Regions from separate parts of the Homo sapiens genome. Here region 2 is linked to region 1. A link is a loop called in an ENCODE intact Hi-C map of the cell type or tissue named here. Cell type or tissue: Calu3. All regions are shown on one strand. Links, peaks and the distances in the headings refer to the core of each region. The heading gives the core; the rest is flanking DNA.

Evidence for each region. Peaks named below come from ENCODE experiments on the same cell type or tissue, not always from the same donor. Only the 100,000 strongest peaks of a DNase experiment are listed, where the experiment ranks them.
Region 2: it touches region 1 in a loop (18-fold over the local background); 2 of 110 quality-filtered maps call a loop at or near these places.

What each region holds. Positions count from the first base shown.
Region 1 is chr9:121,987,665-121,995,999 of GRCh38, reverse strand. TTLL11 (tubulin tyrosine ligase like 11) reads left to right here. Exons shown (of 9, transcript NM_001139442.2): 4 at 6,230-6,805. Among named protein-coding and RNA genes, the nearest start is that of TTLL11, 100 kb to the left of the region's middle. In Calu3, for the core only: a CTCF peak has its summit at 3,216 (motif pointing right); DNase peaks (open chromatin) are centred at 3,219 and 6,809.
Region 2 is chr9:121,589,327-121,597,661 of GRCh38, reverse strand. It overlaps a transcript of DAB2IP not described here. Among named protein-coding and RNA genes, the nearest start is that of DAB2IP, 58 kb to the left of the region's middle. RefSeq lists an enhancer at 1-96. In Calu3, for the core only: a CTCF peak has its summit at 3,043 (motif pointing left); a DNase peak (open chromatin) is centred at 3,071.

The DNA of each region.
Region 1 (8,335 bases), core at 181-8,180:
CTCTTCAAAAGCCAGGGAGTGCTGAAAATGTTTGCCTGCACAGTGGCAGGCACTACTTCTCACGGGCCCGTGGTTCCCGCGCTCACCACGGAGCTTGAGAGGTCTGTTCGGATACCTGTGCTCCAGTTCGAGGTATGCGCCATCTGAGTTTAGAGTCTGAGTCTCATCCCTGTCGGACAGCAGCTCTTATTCTTTCCAAGCTTGGGAGAGTTGTTGTATCAGAATTAATCATCTGTAGGAGATATCGGACAACCTGGCCTGGTTCCGATGAACAGTAGAGGGCTTGCGGGATATTATAAAGTCCTAAATTAGCTCTGTCTGGAGTCGTGCAAATAATACTCATTAGATGAAGTGAATTCCTCCTCTCCTTGTCCCCACTTTCCTTCAATGAGACCTGCTCCTCTCCCTGTAGTCCCTAAATCTGTTAATGGTAACATCACCCCTCCCAAAATTGCTGAAGTCCCAAACCGTGAGCTCACCCATGACCCTTTCCTCTCTCGCCTTTCACATCTGTCCAGTCACCAGGTGCCCTGATTCTACCTCTTCTCTCAGCTCCCTATTTCAACCGCATTGTCCCTGCCCCAGCTCAGGCCTTTGGACCTTTGATAGCCTCGGGTCCTTCCTACACCTGGTTTCATTCCTTCCAAACTATCTTCCTCCTGGGTGCCCTGGTGATGCGTGGATGCATGTCCCTCGCCAGTTGAAACTCCATCCTTCGCCTGCAGATCGAGTATAAATACAGGGTGTTTGGGGTCTGTTCTGCCCGTTCCAGCCTCTGGCTCCCAGGTGCCCTCTTCTTCCTCTCTATCCTGTCTCTGGATAATCTGGCCCATTGCGAGGGCCTTGGCCATCCTTGGGGGCCTGACGACCCCAGATCTCTCTCCCAAGCTCCAGACACATTTCCCAGGGACCACAAACCTCTCTAGGTGCGTGCCCTCCAGGGTCCTCTGTGCAGCTCATCATCTTCCCACTGCCTCCCCTCTGCCTTTCCTCATTCCCTTATATTCCCTGTGACTACCTAGACATAGGGGGATTATCCTTTATGTTCCTGTCTCTCTCTCCCAGTCATCCAGTTTTGTTGATTTTAGCTCCAAAATATTTCCCAAACCTCTGTCCTTCCCTCTGACTCCACTGCAGCCTCAGTTTGGACTTTTCCTGTCTGCCCCAGACCATCCAACCACTTGGGTAAATTTTCTATGTGACAGCCTGAGGCATCATCCCATAATACACATCTAATTAAGTTGCTTTCTTCTCAAAACCTTTCAGGGAGTCCCCATCATTTTAGGACATTGCTCAAACTCTAAACCAACATTCAAGGGCCTTCCCTATGAGACTCTTACTTCCTAGCTAGGCCTGATCTTCCTCCATCCCCTTCTCATACATCTCTCATTCATTCTGGCATGGGCTCTGGAATCTGCCTGCCTGGGTTCAAATCCTGCCTTTGTGACCTATTGGCTGTGTAATCTTTGACAAATTACTTGACATCTCTGGGCCTCCCTCTCCCTATCTGTAAAATAGGATTGTTGTGAGGATTAAGTGAGATAATACCTCCAAAGTGCTTAGAACAGTGCCTGACCCATAATAAGTGCTCAGTAAGCGTGTGCTAATGTTATTATTATTATTCGTGGTGGTGGTATTATCTGGCCCCTGCCAATCTCACTAGTGGGATTTCCATGTGCATACCCCCTCCACCTCTTATGTTCTCCAGCCGTCGGAACTATCTACAGTTTCCCAGAAGTGTCCTGCCCGCTCCTGCCTTCATAACCCCCCACCGAAGCAGCACATCATCTGCCCAGGTCCTTCCTTTCTGCCCCACTGCTCTGTCTCCCACTCTGCCCCAACAGGCCATTCTTGCCCTTTCCATCTGGCCCTAGGTGACCTCACTGCAGACTGCCTTCCATCTTAAGTGGACTCAGAAATTGCCCTGAACATTGAGGTAGGAATTTGCCCTGGGTACCAGGCTCATATCCCTGAGGCTGGCAGGGGCTGGCCCTGCCTCCTGTCTGGCATGCACCGTGTGACACTGATTTTGTCTACCAGAGGCTTGTTTTTGCCTGAGATCTGTAGCGTGTACCTGTGACATCAAAGGTCTGAGTTGCTAAGATTGGATGCAAATCCACCTGAGTGACAAAGGACTGCCCTAACTGGTTTTGACTTCCCCAGTATTGCAGACACAGTATTTCTTCAGAAATTGGCCTCTTACCTGCCCCTCATTGCTAATAATGTTTTGTGGCTTGATATTCTAGTTGCTGAATTTCTCCCTCCAAACATTTTAGCTTGCTTCCTCCAAATGCCCTGCTGATTTCCTCAAATGCATCATAAATCTCAGACCCAAATCTCCTCCTCTTATAGATCATCCCAATGTGCTGATCCCAACAGCACAGCAGGAACTCTCCGACGTGATGAATGCCACTTGTGTGTTTGTAACGCAGCCTTCGACTGTGGTGATATCAAGATAAATCATGGTTCAGCATTTGCTCGCTGGCGGAAGCCAGGGACCTTAGTCTGACCCCTTTATTTTATAGGTGACTACAACAAAGCCCAGAAAGTTAGGTGACTTTCTCGAGGTCACACAGTCAGAAACAATTGGGACTAAAATCCAGATTTTCTGTTTTTCACTATAGTACTATCTCTAACTTACCAAAAGCTATGACTTAAAAAAATTAAAAATTAATCTTAAAATTTTGGTAAAATATACATGACAAGATTTACCAGATTAACCATTTTTAAATGTACATTGTATGTATGTTAAGTGTACAGTGGCATTAAGTACATTCACATTTTTGTACAACTATCATCCATGTCCAGAACTTATTTTATCTTGCAAAACTGAAACTCTGTACCCAATAATCATTAATTCTCCATTCCCTCCCACCCCAGCCCTGGAAAACACCATTGTAATTTCTGTCTCTATGAATTTGACTGCTCTAGGTACCTCATATAAGTGCATTCTTACTTACAGTATTTGTCTTTTTGGGTCTAGTTTATTTCACTTAGCATAGTATCCTCAGGATGCATCCATTTTGTGCCATGTGTGAGAATTTCTTTCCTTCTTAAGGCTGAATAATATTTCATTTGTAGTGGTGTTTCTTTAAGACCATTTTAATGTCTTAGTAGAGTATCTTACTGCTCAGTAGTGTTGGAATTTTGAACGGGGTGACTTTCCCAGTAGCGGTTTCTAAATGTCCACTAGGGGGCAGTAAAAGCCACATAAAGTTTTCAGTAGGCCCGCGGAGTGCCAGGCAATTAGGCCACCACCTCCTCTGTGTATCTCTTTCAGCCATCCGTGTATACCGTTACAAGGTAATGGATTTCAGGTCCAACAGCAGGTTTGGATAAAACTAGAGATACCATCAGTTGTAGCATAAGCGCGAGTCTTCCTCACACTCCAGCTAACACCAGTGCAGAATACTTCATTCAATATGTTGGTTTCAGATGGTATTTTTATTTAATTCACTTAGTCTAGTGATTCTCAGACAGAGTGCTCATCAGAATCACCTGCGGTGATTTTTCCAGAATACACATGCCCAGGTCTCATCTCAGATCGATTAAATCAGAATTGCTGAGGCTGGGGCCCAGGAATATCGATGATATTTTCATTCTGGTCCATGACTTCTTTTTAAGAGCCAACGTGTTACTTTTTAACTTTAATAACTGCTGGGAAAGGGTCATTCTTGAATAAACCTCAGAGGAGAGTGAATATGAATTCTGAAAAATGTTTCTCTTTTTAGGGTAGTAGTGGCGGAAGGGTCTGGTGGCTATGGGAACCACGTTCTGAACAATTGTGAGGGTTTCCTGTAAATCACACCTGCGCTTTAACAAGCAAGGAACCCAGACAGAAGATTTGAAACTGGGGCAGTCTGGCCAACTCAGGATCTACAGATATAGTTCCTGGATGGCCATACTCAGGGCCAAAATCTTTAGGGTGAGGCCAGAGTACAGACCTCAGTGCTGTCTGATACATTAGGAGGATCTTTCCTACAGTAAGCGGAGGAACAAGAGATCTTCAGTTTTATCTTAGAGGCAAAAATGGCACCGCAAACTTGAGGTGGGGTCGGGAGACCTCAGTTCTCATCCTGACCATACTGCCAGCCAGTTGTGGGACCCAAGGGAAGTCACGTCACCTCTCTGAGCCTCCGTTTCCCCCTTGACTTTTGAGAGTACTGGGTGATGATGATCCCTGAGGATTCTTCTAGTTCTAAAAATTCAATGATTCTATGAGTATTAATAATCTTGATTTGTATGGCACTATTCTGGCAAAGAGCAGAAGTATTCAGGAATCCAATGAGTGACGGAGACTATTGACCAGGTAGTTTAATTTATTTAAGGCATATACATGGAATTCAAAGGAGAAAATATTGCTCTGGATAATATATTGAACTGTTAGTGTCTTCGGCATAGCAAAAGCTTTCCAGAGGGAAAAATTTCCCATCAGTGCAAACTTGACATTTTTCACTTCCTGGTCCATAACTGCCATTTGTCCAGCACACTTATATTTACTGTAAAGGGCCAAGTGTACGAATGCTTTGGTTGAATATTAAATAACTACATAAACGTCAAGGTCACAGTTGCAAGAAAGCCTCAGTGGAAGGCCCTGGGAGGCTTGCATTGATCTCTTGTGAAGTTCCATTCTCGGATCCTGCTGACAAGGGGAAACAATTGATGTGGACCATTATTAAGGCTTTAAGTGTTTCTCCATTGTTAAAGATCTTTTACAAGCCCAGAATAAGTGATAGTGCCCAAGGAATTGGCAAAAGCTTTATTTAGAAATATAGGCTGGTCAAAGAGATAAGCGCAAGGCACAAGCCAGAGTGCAGATGTCCTGGCTTGGGCTTACACAGCAAAGGTGGAGAGCTGAGAGGAGTCTGTCACTGGGGCACCCACCAACTCAGCCTGCCAGGCACTGCTGTCAGATTTCAGAGGGGAACTTTCACACCAGAAGCTGCAGAGAGCATGGATCCCTCTTTCAAATCCACCCTTACATTTCCTCCAGCTTCTCTCTGCTTGTGAAAACCTCCTCTCCTGCCATTTCAGTCCATCCGCTCTCCATAGCTGCAGGAAGCACCTCACCAGCATCAGGGGCAATGGGGCGAGGATGAATTATGCAGACCCACAGGTCCAGATCGACTATCTGGACTGGTCAAGTGCCTGGATAGTTAATTATGTGAGTGTTCTGCTGACCTGGAGCTGGGAGGAGAGCAAATACTGTGGACGACGGGATCTTGTTTCAAAAAGATCTCAACAGATGGAAGGATTGGTCAGGTCTACCAGATGAACTTTAGAAGGGATGTAAACATAAAACAAACATTTCCTGTGCACTAGCTCAGCTCTGTGTTTGGTGTTGCGCTTGGCCCTTTGTACGTTTTAGTTTATTTCATCCTTACAACGACACAGTGAGGGTAGGTGTCTATATCCCCATTTTTAAAGTGAGGAAACCAAGACATGGTAGGATAGAGGAAGGTCCAAGGGCTTCAGTCATCAATCTAGATTCCAATCCCAATTCTGCCCCCGCGTTAGCTGGCAAGTCACTTCATCTTCTAAAAAGAGTGACAGCCAGGCTTTGGATTGTCTTTTATTTCTCAGGTTCTAGGTCCTTAGCCTCTTGCATTTATGATTGCATTTAATCCTCAAAACAACCTTTCTCCTATTTCACAGATGGAAAGGGTGTAGATAACTTAAGTCACTTGTCCAAGGCTGCAGGGTAAGGAGCAGGGCCAGTGTCTGAGCCCAGGCCATCTGACTCCAACACCCATGCCCTCAGCAACTGCTGTACCCTCTCTGTTCCTGACATAAAAAGACACAACCATATTTTCTGTGAGGGTTAGATGAGCTAATTAGGTAAGTGCCTGATATAGTGCCTGGCATTTCACAGGCGCTCATAAATGATATTAGCTCACCATCATTATCATTCTCAGCACTATTATTAGTTATATGACCTGTTCAAAGTGGTAGCTAATAACTGGCGAAACAGGATTTGAACCCAGGTCTTGTGACTGCCAGTCCACTACACTCTCCACCTCGCTCTGGAGCACAAGACTGGGGACAGTCCTGATGTCACCATCTCAGTACCTTGTGCAGTGTCATCTCCATGGAAGATGCTCAGCCCCTGCTCAGATCGGCAGGGATCATCTTGTCACTCATTCACCACACATTTGCTAAGGCCTTGCTCTGTGTTAGGGATCCAGAGGGAAAACAATATAATGTCGGCCATCCTTTTTTCCCCCTCCAGGTTCAAATGGTGAAAGACGATGACCCCTCCTGGAAGCCCACTTTTATCGTGAAACCTGATGGTGGTTGTCAGGGTGATGGAATCTACCTCATTAAAGACCCCAGTGACATCCGCCTGGCAGGGACCCTCCAGAGCAGGCCAGCGGTGGTCCAGGAGTACATCTGCAAACCTCTCCTTATCGACAAGCTCAAGTTTGATATTCGTCTGTATGTCTTACTCAAGTCCTTAGACCCCTTAGAGATTTATATAGCCAAAGACGGACTCTCTAGGTTTTGTACCGAGCCATATCAGGAGCCCACCCCCAAAAACCTGCACCGCATCTTTATGCACTTAACCAACTATTCACTGAACATCCACAGCGGCAACTTCATCCACTCGGACAGTGCTAGCACTGGCAGCAAAAGGACTTTTTCCAGCATCCTTTGTAGACTGTCTTCCAAAGGCGTTGACATCAAGAAGGTCTGGTCTGACATCATCTCCGTGGTGATTAAGACGGTCATCGCGCTGACTCCAGAGCTCAAAGTCTTCTACCAGTCAGACATCCCCACGGGGAGGCCGGGCCCCACGTGCTTCCAGGTAACCATTGCCAGTTCCCAGCCTGCGTTTCCAGCCTTGACCGGCCTCAAGAGGGCTCTCTGGCTTCGTGTAGGATGAGTGATCGGGGTGGGATGGCCAGAGGAGGGGACAGTGTTGGTGGTGCTGTGGGCTTGGGTGTTAAACCTGGGCCCAACTTCCAAGCTTTCTGTTTGCTCCCTGTGTGATTTGGGGCAAGCTACTTCCCCTCTGTTACCTGTAAAATGAAATGAAGAATACCTATCTTAAAAGGTTCTTGTAAGAATTAAATGAGATAACACATGTAAAGCAGAGTTTTACATTCATTCGTTTACTCATTCATTCATTCACTTACTCATTCAACAACCTTTGCCACATGCTTAGTAGCGGTCAGACATTGTCCTGGGTTCTATTGAGACAGCAAGTCAGGGCCTTGCTTGCTGATGCATAGAGTCTGTTGTGAGAGACATATAATTTAAAAAGCAATGATTATGGAGGGTTTTAAATGCTAGAGTAGAATAAGAAACGTCTGAGGTGCTGAGATCGTGGGGCCACGTAACATTCTCTGGGCGGGAGTGGCGTGGTCAGGGAAGGCTTCCCAGAAGAAATAGCAGTTGAACTGAAACCTGGAGCGAGAGTTAGATGAAGCAGGAGAAACTGGGTAGGGGTAGGGGAGGCAAAGGGTTCCAGGTGGAAATGTGCTGAAGCCAGAGGGGTGAGTGGGAAGCAGGAGGCACTGGAAGAGGTTGAGTATGGTTGCTGGGTGGGGTTTAAGGCAGAGATGCGGGGGAGATGAGGGAAGGTGAGGTGGGAGAGAAAGGTAGGGGCTGTGTCGAGAGCCTGGGTATTGGTTCGGGGGGGTGGTCCCTGGAGAATTTTAAGCAGGGGAAAGATGCATTCCAATTTGTATGTTTCAAAGAACAGTGTCTACAGAGTAGAGAACACACTGAGACAAGGCTGGAAGTGGGGAGGTCCCTAGGAGACAGTTGCTTTCACATAAGCTGGAGAGGATGGTGGTATGGACTGGGAAGGTTGTGGTGAAGGTAGGGGGGATAGACAGATCTGGGTGCCAGGGAAGGAGCAAGAAGGGCTCAGCTTGGTGACTGGATGAGGCTGGAGAGAGAGGAGAGATGGTGGCAGTGAGGGCAGGGAGAACCTGAGGCTGATGTGCAGGTGGCTTGGGTACTTGCATGGATGGAGGCCCCGGAAGAGGACCAGGCTGTTGGGGGAAGGTTGGGAGTTGGACTTAAAGTGCCTATGTGACATCCAAGTGGAGAGATTAAGGGGACAATTGGCTATTTGGAGCTTGGAGTTCAGGAGACAGAGGCCTGGGTTGGGGACAGAGATGAGAACTCATCAGCAAATGGTGACCAAAGAGGGTGACGAGAAGACTGAGAAGACACCTGTGGGAATCACATTTCACTAAGGGAAAGGCAGGGGAGGGGGAGGGAGCCAGGAAAGGAGGCCAAGAAGCAGTGTCTTGAGATAGAATAAATATCAGGAGAGAAGGAGCCGGAATGGCAAGGATGAGGTGCCTGGGGAAGCAGACAGGGT
Region 2 (8,335 bases), core at 32-8,031, 400 kb after region 1:
ATGCAAGAAATCCTTTTGTAAACAAAAGCATTATGTAGATGTTCATGTAAAACGTGATGAGAGAGCTGCAAAGGTGAACACAAGTTTCTACTCTCAGGAAGTCACTAGCACTCCTCTAATTCGAGAGAGGAGGTGCTAAGGACCCCAAAATGTACAATCACAGCATCTGGTATTAGCCCAAGGGTAGATAAATTGGCCAGTGGACTAGAATAGAGGCTGCAAAAATTGACCCATACAGGTATGGAAACTTGATATGTAGCAGAGATGGCCCTGCAGGTCAGTGGGAGAAGGGTGGACTTTTCTATAAATGGTGCTAGAGCAATAGAATGTCCATATTAGTAAAAGATGAGCTGAATCCCTACCTCACACCATGCATAAAAGATCAGTTCCAGGTGTACTGAAAACTTACACACACAAAAAAAACTCATAATAGTCAAGGATGTCTTAAAGAAGACCTCAAAAGCATAAATCATCAAGAAAAACATCAATACATTTAATTAAAATTCAAAACTTCTGTTTATCAAAAGATGATATTTACAATATAATATCCAAAATATACAAAGGCCTTCCACAAACCAATGTGCTAAAGAGGCAATAGGAGATTGGGCAAAATATATGAACAGGCAATTCACAGAAAAAGAAACATGAATGGCCAATAAACATATGCAAAGATGGTCAGTCTCACTAGTAATCAGAGAAATATAAAACAAAATCCCAGTAAAGTGCCACTTCATGCCTGTCAGATTGGTGCAAAAACAAAGAAGTGGGACAGTAGGGACCTGGAGTCTGGAGAACTGTCCTGTGCTGCAGGCAGGAGTGGAAATGGGTAGAGCCACTCTGGGAAACAATTTGGCAGCATCTAGAAATGTCGAAGTGCACATACCCCAGTGACCCAGAGTCTTGACATAGAGAACCTCTTGCTCATTGCAATAATGATAATACTAGTAAGGAATTTGAAACAGCCTCCATCCCTATCAGAGGAAGAATGCATAAACAAATTGTGGGGTAGTCAGCAAAATTCTATACTGCAGCAAAAATAAATGATTAGAAATTCATTATGAATCTCAAATCTCAAATAAGGGGAGGGAGAACATGTTGCAGAACATCAAATTTCTATAATATCATTCATATAGTTTTGTTTTGTTTTGAGACAGAGGCTTGCTCTGTCACCCAGGATGGAGTGCAGTGGCGCTATCATAGCTCACTGCGGCCTCGAACTCCTGTGCTCAGGTAATACTACCACCACAGCCTTCTGAGTAGCTGGGACCACAGGTGCAGTGGCACCACATGCAGCTAGTTTTTTGTTTGTTTGTTTGTTTTTTATTTTTTTGAGATGGAGTTTCACTCTTATTGCCCAGGCTGGAGTGCAATGGCACGATCTCAGTTCACCGCAACCTCTGTCTCCTGGGTTCAAGAGATTCTCCTGTCTCAGTCTCCCGAGTAGCTGAGATTACAGGCATGCGCCACCATGCCCAGCTAATTTTGTATTATTTTGTATTTTTTAATAGAGACAGGGTTTCTCCATGTTGGTCAGACTGGTCTCGAACTCCCCGCCTCAGGTGATCCACCTGCCTCGGCCTCCTAAAGTGCTGGGATTACAGGCATGAGCCACCGCGCCTGGCCTAATATTTTTATTTGTAGAGAGAGGGGTCTCTCTATGTTGGCCAGGCTGGTCTCAAACTCCTGGACTCAAGCGATCCTCCCGCCCCAGCCTCCCAAACAAAGTGTTGGGATTACAGATGTGAGCCACTGTGCCTACCCTGGCTTCAAGTTCTATTCCTGTAATTCCACAAACTACGTGACTGGTGGCATGAGCCGCTATGCCCAGCCTTCATATAGATTCTTTAAACATGCCGAACAGAATACCATATATTCCATAGGAATGCACAGATATGGTAAAAGTATAAAGACATTCAGAGGAATGATAAATACACCATTCTGCAAAGTTTTTACCTCTGGATAGAGGGAGATGTTTAATAGGAAGGAGCTTCACACATTCACACATCTTAGTAAGGTTTTCTTTCTTTCTTTCTTCTTCTTCTTTTCTTTTTTTTTTTTTGAGACAGCACCTCTCTCTTTCAACCAGGCTGGAGTGCAGTAGCATAATGATAACTCACTGCAGCCTCAACCTCCCAGGATCAAGGGATTCTCCCACCTCAGCATCCTGAGTAGCTAGGACTACAGGCACACGCCACCATGGCGGGCTAATTTTTGTTTGTTTGTTTGTTTGTTGTAGAGATAAGGTCTCACTATGTTGCCCACACTGGTCTCAAACTCCTGGGCCCAAACGATCCTCCTGCTTCGGCCTCCTAAAGTGCTGGGATTACAGGTATAAGCCACCATGCTCATGCTTGGTTTTATTTCTTGACCAGGATAGGAGACACACAGTGTTTGTTTTATTCTTCATCACTTTTTTTTTTTAAGGTGCAGAGAGTCATGGTGGGAGGCCACATAAAACCCAGTCCTACTCTGAACTTCAGTTTCCGTATTTTAATAACCTGGTCATCCTTTCTGGGAAATACCTAGCACAAAGACTGGCTCATGAGGAAGTGCTCAGTAAATCTTAAGAACATGAATAGCCCAGTCTGCAATCTTCACTGGGGTCCTTCACACCCTAGTCCCAGTCAGCTGAGACTGCCCCCGCCCAAGCACCACCATACAACCAGGTCTCCCAAGTCCACCAAGCTCTATCATGCCCCAGGAATTTGCACACACTGTTTACTCTTCCTAGAATGTCTGTCCTCCCTATCTCTACCCAGTCAGTGCCTACTTCTCCTATTATAATCCAGCTCAGGCATTCCAGCCCATGGAAAGCAGAGGGTTCCCACAGAACCCACCCACTCCACCATCTATATTTATCATATTGTAGATTGTTGCACCTTGCTATGGGTCTGTGTCCTGGAGCAGACTGTGAGCTCTTCCAGGTCGCAAACCTTGCAGCCCCACCACCTGCAAGAGGCCTGGCCTCAGGAAGGTTTATTGAATGAAGAAAAGGACTGAGTGACCCAAAAACTCAGAAACCAAAAGGGATCATTCCAAACTGTCAAAAGGAAAAAGCAACCCCACCACCTGCTGGACTGACTGCTTGGTCTTCATTGAGTGTTCTTGATGGGAATGTGAACTTCAAAGTCAAAGAGTGCTCGGGGCCTATAATCCCAGCACTTTGGGAGGCCGAGGCGGGTAGATCACCTGAGGTCAGGAGTTCGAGACCAGCCTGGTCAACATGGTGAAACCTCATCTCTACTAAAATACAAAAATTAGGTGGGCATGGTGGCACACACCTGTAATCCCAGCTACTAGGGAGGCTGAGACAGGAGAACCCCTTGAACCTGGGAAGTGAAGGTTGCAGTGAGCCAAGATCGCACCATTTGCCCTCCAGCCTCGGCGACAGAGCAAGACTCCATCTCCAAAAAAAAAAAAAAAAAATGCTGCATTCATATCCAAGCTGACCCACTTGCCAGCTGTGTGACCTAGAGCATGCTACTACATCCCTCTGAGCCTGTTGCTGGGTTTACACAGCCAACATTGACTAGAGATTATCACAAGGGTTATTATAAAGATTCAATGAGATCATAGTGGCAAAATGCATGGCTCCTTTCTTGGTACAGGTAGCAATTATATGACTATGGTCAAGAGGAAGTTGTTTACAGGGGAGGATGGAAAGAACTTGATCAGGTTACTATGAAAGTGGGAGGGCTGGGCATGGTGGCTCACGTCTGTAAACCCAGCACTTTGGGAGGCCAAGGCAGGCAGATCACCTGAGGTCAGGAGTTTAAGACCAGCCTGGTCAAAATAGTGAAACCCCATCTCTAATAAATATACAAAAATTACCTGGGTGTGGTGGTGCATGCCTGTAGTCCTAGCTACTCGGGAGGCTGAGGCAGGAGAATCGCTTGAACCTGGAAGGTGGAGGTTGCAGTGAGCCGAGATTATGCCACTGCACTCCAGCCTGGGCAACAGAGTGAGACTCCGTCACAAAAAAAAAAAAGAAAAAAAAAGAAAAAAGAAAAAAAAGAAAAAGAAAATAAAATAAAACTAATAAAGAAAGAAAGAAAGAAAGAAAGTGGGAGGCTGATCAAAAATTCCAGGGGGCTGAGCACAGTGGCTCATGTCTGTAATCCCAGCACTTTGGGAGGCCAGGACAGGAGGATCGCTTGAGCCCAAGAGTTCAAGACCAGCCTGGGCAACATGGCAAGACCCCATCTCTACAAAAAATTGAAAAGACAATTAGCCGAGCACGGTAGCATGCATCTGTGATCCCAGCTTCTAGGGAGGCTGAGTTGGGAAAATCACTTGAGCCCAGGAGGTCAAGGCTATAGTGAGTCATGTCCACGCCATTGCACTCTAGCCTGGACAACAAAGTGAGACTCCGTCTCAAGAAATACAACAACAACAACAAAATTCCAAGAGAAGCCAAGCACAGTGGTGAGCATGCCTGTGGTCCCAGCTACTTGGAAGGCTGAGGCAGGATGATCTCTTGAGCCCAGCAGTTTGATGCTGCACTAAGCTATGATCATGCCGTTGCACTCCAGCCTGGGCAGCAGACAAGACCCTGTCTCAATTATTTAAAAAATTCAGGCGCGTTCTCCAGTTCTGAACAAAACCACACCCAGGGAGGCTGGCCCAGGAGATGAGAAGGTCAAAAATATGCATGAAGTTAGTGCTTCTGGGGCTCTTTCCTCCTGTCCTTTGTGCCACCCCCTGAGTGAGGCGCTGTACAACACTGTAGAACTAAAGACCCTCCTCTCTGTCTGCCCATCCGCTCTGGCACCCTCCAGTCTGTTCTCACATGTAGCCCAGGGATTCCAATCTGGACCCGTCTTTTCCTTGTCAGCTTCCATCTGTAGGGGCGACAGAGCCTGCAGCACCTTCCCCAAGGGATGTGTCTGGAGTGATTTGCCAAAGGCATCGTCTGCACTATATCTGCAAAATCCACGTATGTCCACTTGTCGAGTTCTTCCATCAAGGCAACACACAGGATAGCAAATTGCTTATGGTTCAGACTCTAGACGATGAATTGGCTAATGTTACATGTTGTACAAGCTAACAAATATATAAAGTTGACAGGGCTATATGGTCACTGGAAAAGAACAACATGTACTTCAAGGGTTCCAATGAGATTTTCTGAGCTAATGTGCCAATCTTCTTTGGTTCAGATCTCTCTGGACAATGTAATATTATCCTGGTGACATGGACATTAGCCACTGGGGCACTTTGTCCCATGCAAACGGCCTAGCCAGACAGGAAGCTGACCCAGCTTAAGATCTGCCATTTTTCTTTTTTCTTTTTTTTTTTTGAGATGGAGTCTTGCTCTGTCACCTAGGCTGGAGTGCAGTGGCACTATCTTGGCTCACTGCAGCCTCCACCTCCAGGGTTCAAGTGATTCTCCTGCCTCAGCTTCCCAAGTAGCTGGGGTTACAGGTGCGTACCACCATGCCCAGATAATTTTTGTATTCAGTAGAGATGGGGTTTCACCATGTTGGCCATGCTGGTCTCAAACCCCTGATCTCAAGTGATCTGCCTACCTCGGCCTCCCAAAGTGCTGGGATTATAGGCGTGAGCCACTGGCGCCTGGCCAGATCTGCAGTATTTCCTAATGGCTCTCGGGAAGGTCACCAATGACCTCCTTGTTGGTAACACCATAGGATACATTTCCACCTCCATCTCTCCTGATCTCTTGGCAATACTTAACCCCACAGAAACTTCTGTTCCCTTCCATCTTACCATACTCTCCCAGTTTGTCCCCTAGTTCTCTGGTCACTTCTCCTCCTTGGCTACCTCATCTGACTCCCCTGGGCTGTAAAACTTGGAGTTTGAGACTGTCTGAGTCCCTCTTATTTTTCTAGACTCTCTGCACAGGCAACTTGAACTACACCCAGGCCATGGCTTCAACCACTGTCCTTATGCAGATGATTCCCAAATGTTTATCTCCAGCCCAGTGCAGACACTGTGGTCTCTTGCCTGGACTTCGCTAAGAACTGAACTTGTTCCATGCATCCACCTGGCCCCTCTCCATGTGGGTCCCTATCTACTAGTTCTCCTCATTAGGTTTTCAAAGCACAGATCCAATCATATCACCCTCACTTCTGTTCAAAGCTTCAATGGTTTCTTGTTGCCATCATGTGGCCTCCAAGATCCTGGGTGGTCAGGTCCTACCCATCTCCCCAGCCTCATTTCTTTTTTCTTGGCAGGAGAACAGAGTCTCACTCTGTTGCCCAAGGCTGGAGTGCAGTGGCACGATCTCGGCTCATTGCAACCTCCACCTCCTGGCTTCAAGCGATTCTTGTGCCTCAGCCTCCTGAGTAGCTGGAATTACAGGCATGCATCACTGCAACCAACTAATTTTTGTATTTTTGGTAGAGACAGGGTTTCACTATGTTGGCCAGGCTGGTATTGAACTCCTGGCCTCAAGTGATCCACCCGCCTTAGCCTCTCAAAGTGCTGGGATTACAGGCATAAGCTACCATGCCTGGCCCTAGCCTCATTTCTTGCCATCTTCCCCATCCCTCTCTGCCTCCAGCCACTCCAGCCAACTTCCAGATCCTCAAATATACAACGCTTCTTCCCACGACACAGCCTTTGCATACCAGTTTCCCCTCTTCAGAACACTTTTCTCCATTCCTTGGCCCAGTTAACTTCTCCCAATGGAAGCCTAATGTCATTTCCTCAGGGAAGGCTTCCCTGGCCTCCCACATGACACACCCATGGCTCAAGTCACTTTCCTTTATGGTGTCCGTTGCAGTTGGTGATGGCATCTTCAATGTGTGATCACTGGATGGATGTGTCATGCTCCCGGGCTGGGCATCCCTAAACACAGGGATCATGCCTGGTTTTCTTCATTGTTGTATCCCCTCCTACCCTCAGCAAGGGCATGTAGTAGGTGCTCAATGAATGTTTGTTGAATGAATGAGTGAAGGCACGTCTGCTTTCCCACCTCCATCAATAGGCTCTGTTTATTGTTGTTGGATACTGTTTGTTGCCAGAAATGTCTACATTTCTGCCCGTTGCTATGAATGCAAGTTTGAGTGCTTTGCCAGATGCTCTCTCATTTAATTCTTACGACCGCCTCTGAAAAGGTTCTAGTATCTATTCCCTTTTGACAGATGAGGAAACTGAGGCTCAGATTTTAAGCAACTTGCACAAGATCACACAGCATGTAGATGACAGAGCCTGTTCTCAAGCCCCATCTGTTTGATTCCAGATCCTGGGTTTTGTAACCACAACACCCTTTTCACAGATAGGCTGGGGTGGTGGGTCCTTACCTGATGATGGAAGTGAAACTCAAAACTGCAGTGACTGAAGCATCATAGGATGAAGACCCAGGCCCACAAGACCCTGGAGCAGGGATAGTATGAATGACAGGGGAGGAGTGGGAAGGAGGGGCCAGAAGGAGAAAGCAGCTCCGATCTAGTGTGCGTGTGGGGCATGACGGTCACGGAGCATAAGTAGTGGAAATGCACAGACCTCACTTCTGCCTCTGAGGCATTGAGAATTCAATACCCAGAGAGAATGAGATGATGTCAGACACTATGCATGGAGGAAGGACCAGGTGATACTGAACAGGAGAACAGCTGTTTCCAGGGAAGACCTGTTCTGAGGGGACACATCCCTGTCTGAGTCTAATCATTCTCAGATGCTTTGATTCCACCTCCGCAGTTTCTCTCATACCCCAGGAAGGGAAGGGAAGGGAAGGGAAGGGAAGGGAAGGGAAGGGAAGGGAAGGGAAGGGAAGGGAAGGGAAGGGAGCAGGACTGGGCAGAAGGAGGAATTGAGCTTCCATGCAGTCAGTGCAAGCCTCAGCCTACCCTACATCGGGAGCTGGGATGGCCCTTCAGAGTCATCCTGAGCAATGCCAAGCTTTTATGACCCTGGGTTGGTCAGTCACTGGATGTAGAGCACCAGTGTAGGAAGGAGCTGTCACCTCTGGGGAGGCGGCTGTCCATGGATTCTCCACGTGCCTAAGTCAATGTCATTCGGCTCCTTTTGTGCCAGGCTCTGGGCTGGGTGCTGGAGACACAGATGCAGGGGGAAGAGACAGGTAACAATGTCATCAGGTGGTCCCCAAGCAGGACACTCCCATATGCTGCTGAGCACTGCTGGTAATGGCTGAGACACAGGTGGGCAGCTATGCGGCTCTGCTACCAGCCTTGGGAGCGGGGCAGGAATGGCTCCAGGAAAGGCTTCCAAGGAGATGACCTCTGAGTGTGTCTTTAAGGAAGCGAGACAGAAAAGTTAGCCAGGCAAAGAGGAAATAGCCCATAAAAAAACATGGCACCATGAAACAGCCAGCGTGCTCAGGGAATTACAGTCAAGTATTATTGGAGCCTCAAGTGAG